2 separate regions of the Homo sapiens genome follow, and region 1 is linked to region 2. Evidence: chromatin contacts called from ENCODE Hi-C or POLR2A ChIA-PET data. All regions are on one chromosome and are shown on one strand. The core of a region is the stretch at or near the end of the contact, and the rest is flanking DNA. Distances in the headings are between cores, read along the strand shown.

Evidence for each region. Hi-C counts contacts between places; a loop is a spot of excess contacts on that map. ChIA-PET counts read pairs that join two places held with the same protein, here RNA polymerase II (POLR2A). Pooled maps may share reads with other maps.
Region 1: a loop to region 2 is called in a map with no recorded cell type, with 9 times the contacts of the local background. The contact joins two enhancer-like sites. A Hi-C loop is called at or near these places in 2 of 168 maps with a recorded cell type or tissue (dorsolateral prefrontal cortex and head of caudate nucleus), 7 of 37 single-sample maps with no recorded cell type and 12 of 50 pooled maps. POLR2A ChIA-PET finds 5 or more read pairs at or near these places in 1 of 52 experiments (HEK293).

The regions. Positions count from the first base shown.
Region 1 is chr18:48,867,012-48,870,372 of GRCh38, forward strand. No RefSeq gene overlaps it. Among named protein-coding and RNA genes, the nearest start is that of CTIF-AS1, 27 kb to the left of the region's middle. RefSeq lists an enhancer at 1,678-1,787. Within about 2 kb of position 2,045, at least 8 of the 41 ENCODE cell types and tissues checked have a DNase peak (open chromatin) inside an H3K27ac peak, as active enhancers do.
Region 2 is chr18:49,160,047-49,163,733 of GRCh38, forward strand. DYM (dymeclin) reads right to left here. Exons shown (of 18, transcript NM_001353214.3): 15 at 3,639-3,687. Among named protein-coding and RNA genes, the nearest start is that of MIR4744, 110 kb to the left of the region's middle. RefSeq lists a silencer at 1,802-1,861. Within about 2 kb of position 2,310, at least 2 of the 41 ENCODE cell types and tissues checked have a DNase peak (open chromatin) inside an H3K27ac peak, as active enhancers do.

The DNA.
Region 1 (3,361 bases), core at 795-3,294, 290 kb before region 2:
AGTCCCCTGATCCAGGCCTGTGGAGTGCAGGTCTGTGCTTCCTGCTCAGTGTCCCATAATTCTAACTGGTCTCCATCTTCAGCCTCCCCATTCACTGGGCATCCCCTGGCTCCCAGGCAGAGTCCTGAGTCTCCTGCAACCCATGGGGGCATCCATTCCATGGGTGGAATCAGTCCCAGGTGACAGATTAAGTCTTACAATATGGCCAGGCCAGGCACAGTGGCTCAAGCCTGTAATCCCAGCACGTCGTGAAGCTGAGGCAGGAGGATCACTTGAGCCCAGGAGTTTGAGACCAGCCTGAGCAACATGACAAGACCCCATCTCTACAAAAAAATATATATATTTTTAACTAGCTGGTCGTGATGGCACACACCTGTAGTCCCAGCTACTCAGGGGGCTGAGGCAGGAGGATCACTCGAGCCCAGGAAATCAAGGCTGCAGTGAGCTGTGGTCGCACCACTGCACTCCAGGCTGGGTGACAGAGCAAGACCTGTCTCTAAAAAAAAATAATAAATAATATGGCCAGGAGGCCAGGCATGGTGGCTCACGCCTGTAATCCCAACACTTTGGGAGGCCAAGGTGGGTGGATCACTTGAGGTCAGTAGTTCAAGACCAGCCTGGCCAACATGGTGAAACCCCATCTCTACAAAAATACAAAAAAATTAGCCGGGCATGGTGGCGCAGCCTGTAATCCCAGCTACTCGAGAGGCTGAGACAGGAGAATCGCTTAAACCCAGGAGGCAGAGATTGCAGTGAGCCAAGACCGTGCCATTGCACTCCACCCTGGGTGACAGAGCGAGACTTAATCTCAAATAATAATAATAATAATAATAATAATAATAATAATAATAATAATAATAATAATATGGCCAGGATCCCACAGCTGACCTGAAGCAGAGATGGTTCAAGGGTGATGCTCTGTCTCCTAGTCTCATCACCTGTGCCCACGTCTTTCAAGTGAACCCCTACTTGGGTCCCACCTTGTGCTGGGGGTGCTATAAGGAAATAAGCAAAGGAGACAATGCCTTAACCACCTTGGCATGGTCAGTCTCCTGGGAGCTGGAATTTCCAGACAACAGACAACCTCTCATAGGCCTAGCCCAACTCTGGGTAGGTCCTGGTGCAGGGTCCCTGCCTGTGGCATCTGCTGTGCTACAGAGAGCCAACACCTGGCCCAGGCCTTCCAATGGGGACCATTCAGGGCTTGACGAAGCTTCACTTTCCAGCCCCAGAGAGGAAGGACCACCATTCCCCTCCCTTCCCAGAACAAATCAGGTGAAACCCAAATACCCACCTAGGCCAAAAGAAGAAAACTTCCAGTGGGAACCAAGACAGGCTAGCAAGGTGAAAAGAGACTTATTCTATAGCATTTCCCCCAAATAACAAAAGTGTGATTAAAGCAGGTGAGAAGCCAATTTTAACAACACTTGTATGCATACACAGACCCTTGCAATTCTGCACACTCTAAAATCTTACTTTTTGTGGCTTAGAATGTTTCAGCACTCAGTGGAGTTTCTGCAGCCAGCAGTCACACCTACAGAGTTTCAAATCCGTGTAAACGCTGTGTCAGCCTAACCACCAGTGTGATTCTGTGTCATTCGGGGGCAAATGTTGATGTTTCTTGGGTAAGTGAAAGATCATGCAGAGAGCTTCCGGAAGACCATCCTTAGGAGCTGAACTGAAAGAAGGCCTCTCAGAGGGGCCACAGCCTCCTTCTCCCTGTGCTAGAGACAAGTCCCTAATAGCCATCTATGCTCAATGGGACTCAATGTGTCTCGGGAGCCTGGAAGCCTTTTTCTGCCCCATTCCTGACATCATGCCACCTACACATCAGACACAAGGCACCCGGCCCACTCCATCACCTCCAGTTCCCAGAAATGTGCAGGGAGCTCAGGTCAGGGCTCTTGAATCTCCTGCTGACCCAGCAGAACATACGACACAAAGGCATCTCAAAGGCAAACAAAATGGGTGGGAGGGAGGCTCATGGCCCAGGCGCGTCATCAGTGCAGTCCTGTTCAGCCAGGGCAAGGCTCAGCCGGGTGCAGCTTAGAGGAAAAGGAGAAGTGCTGAGGCTGAGCAGGTGGGGAGGGACTGTAACTCATGAGGTGTGTCGCCAGATTGGAAAGGGGGCTCAGGGTCCGTGTTGCCTAGCTACTGCCATGTCACTGTGTGACTAACAAGCCCCAAATCTCAGGAACTGCAACACAGAGGTTCACTGTTCCTGATCACAGGTCTGCAGATGGGCTGTCTCTGATCCACACCATGGCCTCCCTTTCTGGTGAGAAGGGGCAGAGCTCAGCATGCAGTGAGTCACAGAAGTTAGAAAGCACGTGCCTCTGTCTACTGCCACCTCTTTCAGGAAGCTCTCCCTGACTGCTCCCTAGTCAGGGTTACAGATCACCCCTCGGGGCTCCCACAGCTGCCAGGGATGTTCTGCCACAGTCCTGCTCCCTGGGCATGGCCATTGGTGTGTAGATGGCAGATGCCTGCTGAGGATGAGCGTGACTTCGTCCCCTCTGTCTCCCCAGCACTAAGCCAGGGCCTGGCCCCAGCAGGTGCCCCATAAGCATGTGGGGGATGAAGGGAATGGTCCAGGTACTAAGGGACTGAGGGGCTTGGGGAGGGAAGAGCCAGCTGTGCCTGGAGCCACATACTCGAGGCAGGGCACTCAGGGCCAGGGAGGAATACAGGGTGGGGCACGGGCAGGGCCTTCCAGTGGGGAGGGCTGGGGGTCCTCAGGGGCCTGATGTCTCACTGTCTAGAGAGGCCTGGAGGTGGGTGGGGAGTGCTCTGTGGTCATGGGTGCCAGAGTCTTAGCCAGTGCGGAGGGCACCTTCGTGCCAGTTAGGAGGTGCCCTTCCTCCAGGTGCCCAGCCCTGCCCCAGAACCCTGGGAGCTGCCTCAGACCCACAGCTGGGCACCCTTGTGTAGGACACAACCTGGGCGCTGCATGTGAGACTCTCTGGGTGTGGAGTGTGACTGTGTTGTGTGGGGGTGCGGGATGTGGTATATACGCACACACGCAGGGAGCGGGGTATGTGTGGTTGGAGAGGGTTGCGTTGTGTGTTGTGTGGGGTGCGGGATGTGGTATATACGCACACACGCAGGGAGCGAGGTATGTGTGGTTGGAGAGGGTTGCGTTGTGTGTTGTGTGGGGTGCGGGATGTAGTATATACGCACACATGCAGGGAGTGGGGTATGTGTGGTTGGAGAGGGTTGCGTTGTGTGTTGTGTGGGGGTGGGGGATGTGGTATATACGCACACGTGCAGGGAGCGGGGTATGTGTGGTTGGAGAGGGTTGCGTTGTGTGTTGTGTGGGGTGCGGGATGTGGTATATACGCACACATGCAGGGAGCGGGGT
Region 2 (3,687 bases), core at 1,060-3,559:
CCTTTAACAATTCTCTCCTGTCCCTGTTAGTCACTGAATTAAATTGTATGTAATCCTGATCATACAAACACCAAAGCAAAGCCAAGTCAATGGAACTTTATTTGCTTTCTTAAACTCCCTTACTGCCCCTGTAGTGGCATTCTCTCCCCCCACAGGCTTGAGTACAATTTTTGTTTTATTTCCCCTTAAACAGCCAGGGCAGTTTCCTCATTATCTGGAACTCAGTTGAAGGTTTCAGGTTTCCCTAGAGATGTTCAGACCAACATAGTTGCACTAAAGTACTAATACTAATGTTTTTGGAACTTGCGATTAGCTTTCTATGTTGTTACTCAACTGATTTGTGAATTATACAGTATAATGAGGATAAACATTTTCTTAATAAACTTAGAAATCTCTAGGTAGACTGAAAGTACTCTATGTACTACAGTGAGAAGAAAAACATGTCCTTATTTTTAAGTACTTATTCAAACTCTGCTAATACAGTACATTCAGTCTTGGTGTAGAAAGTACACGTCGTGAGACTCTGTCTCAAAAAAAAAAAAAAAAAGTACACATCTAGGAATCCACTGCTGCATTAAGACCTTCTCATTTTCCTTTTTCATCTTTTACCAACAAGTGGTTTAAAGCATTAGTCCAGGACACAGAATTTTATGTGGTTACTGGCAAAGGTACTTAAGTAAAACTTCTGTGAAAGAAAAGGAAGGAACATGTTCATTTTCCCAGTTAATGACTAATGTAAAAGAGAAAATGGTTTCAAATGTGTAAATCACTTATACAACAGTGTTTTGAGCAATGGGAATGACCAACAAAACATTGAAGTATCATGAAAGAACATACAACGGTGCTTATTTTTAAGGTTACTGCTGTTTGTTTAATCACCTTTCAGGTCTCTATCAGGAGTGATTCACAGTCATCTCTCCTACTGAATCAGTGCTAACCATTCTCTTCAATTAAATCTGAGAAAAGGCAGCAAAATTCAAGTTCATAAACCCATTTGGAAAATGTTGTGATTTACAAAGTCTCATACACATAAATGTTAAGAAAAAAAAAAAAAAGGATTGTCAATGACAGATTCCAAATGGAATTTTCCCACTATTTCTAGAAGCAGATGCTTTAAGAAATTCATTTTTACTTAGTGAAAATTTTATACAAGAAGAAAATATTCAATCAGTGACTCTAAAATCTGTAAACTTCAGTAGCAGAATTCACAGGACTGTTACAAATTCAAATTGTCCTATCATGGCATAATTACCTCCATGGTTGGCAAATACCAGTAAATATGACCTATTTCCTCAAATATTAATTTTATAGATCTCTGATTAAAGAAGAATGCTACTAAGGCAACATCAGAACTTCAGAACTATACATATTCAACACATTTTTGTGGAGTAAATGGCACAGGAATACTACATAAATCAAATAATAATTGCTTATAAATAACAAAACATTTGCAGATGACCCAAATTCAAGTTTTTGGTAAACCCAACTCCCCATTGCCACCCTGGCCCCGATAGGGTTTCTAAACAGTTACTAGATATATTTTTCTTATCACAGGTATGGCAAGTGTAGAATTAAGCGAGCTGTTATGCTAATTAAAAAATTAGAACATTCAACTTAACAGGAAAATCTTAAAAGATACATTTTGGAATTATAAACTTAATACCTTAAGGGGATGACAGATTGTGACATCACATACCCACACACACACGAGAAAAAACTAGCACCAGTCAGGCTGTGGCTGCACACAGCTATCTTTGTTTATCATTGACTGATATCTGGACTGGGTACTGTTCCCACAGTCTCATATCAGGACAACCATTTAGAAATGAAACAAACCACAGGAAAGAAGCAAGGCAACTCTACAGCTGTCTGGTATGCATCATCACTGCAAACTCAGAACTAAAGAGTTCTCTAATAAAGTTTCTAAATACCAATCCACTATGTTGTTGTCTGGAGATTTAGAGCTGTCCTTATTAGAACTTGATGAACTTCTCCTGTGGTTAATGGCAAGATAATTTTTAGCATCTTCATCAAAGCCATATTCCAAAATATAAGAAATGTCACAGGTAGTCACACTACTTTAAGAAAATTTATAACACATTCTCTTTCCTATTATTATATTATGCTCACCCCTGTGCTGTTTCTATTCTATTCCATCAGCATCCTCTAAGGTCAGGTGATGTCTTAGTGCATTTTCTGTCGGTTAGAACAGAATACCTGAAACTAGGTAATTTATAAAGAAAAAGGAATTTATACAGTTATGGAGGCTGGGAAGGCCATGGTCAAGGAGATGCAGCTGGTGAGAACCTTCTTGCTAGTGGTGACTCTCTGTGGCATCCCAAGATGATGCAGGGTATCACACAGTGCATGCTAACATGCTAGCTCAAGTCTCTCTTCCTCTTCTTATAAAGCTACTAGTTCCCCTCCTATGCTAACCTATTAATCCATTAACTCACTAATCTATTGATCCATGAATTCATTAATCCATTTATAAGGGATCCAATCACCTATTCAAGGTCCCACTTCTCAATACTGCCACACTGGGGATTAAGTTTCAACATGAGTTTTGGATGGCACATTCAACCGTAGCAGTTGGTAATAAACTCTTCGTCATTAAGGTGGATGGAACAAAGGCCACATGTTACTGCTGCTCTCTTCTGACCATGTCTGGTAAGACTGGAGTCACACCCTGATGAGAGCAGAGCCAATTAGATTCTCTTTCTCAGGAATTGAGAATGAGGACTTTAAGACTTTAAGACAGCTAAAGGCACTGCACTCACAAGGTTGGAGGGAAGAAGAGGAAGGGCTGGGGTTGCTATTTTAGGTCCAAGTAAGCAAACAGATAAACCTGGATGGTAGAAAGCAGCAGCAGAATAAAGCAGAAGCAAAAGGAAGCAGAGACCAGAAACGAAATGACCCCCAAAACAGGACCCAATGGCTTTTCAATTTTAGGTTCCAGATCTCTGGGAAATCCAGGTGTACTTGCTCCCCTTAAGTTCAATAAGGAATCTTTGCATACTTCCTATAAAATCATCCCTGCTTTTGTTTTTGTGTTATTAGCTTGAGTGGGTTTCTCAACTCAGATATAAAGATTCTTAATTATGTACAAATTATTGGTTTAAGGTTGATTTTCTTCAACCACTTGTTAACAATCATTTACAACTTGTTCCCTTGATTTGAGACATCATTCTTCTATTTGCATATTAGAGGTTTCTTGGGCAGCAAAGATTTTCAGCACAGTAAAATCTTGAGAAGAGAGGGGTAATGCTATTATAAATTTTACAATGAAATAATTTATTTATTTATTATTTTTTTGAGATGCAGAGTCTTACTGTGTCACCCAGGCTACAGTGCAGGGGCATGATCTCAGCTCACTGCAACCTCTGCCTCCCGGATTCAAGTGATTCTCCTGCCTCGGCCTCCCAAATAGCTGGGACTACAGGTGTGCACCACCACACCCGGCTAATTTTTGCATTTTTAGTAGAGATGGGGTTTCACCATGTTGGCCAGGCTGGTCTTGAACTCCCGACCAAGTGATCCATCTGCCTCGGCCTCCCAAAGTGCTGGGATTACAGGCAGGAGTTACTGTGCCTGGCTGAAAGGAAAATTTTTTATTGATGAATAAGGTAACTACTTACATAATCTGGTAGAGGAACATCATTAGAACTCAGCGAACCTCTCAAGGAC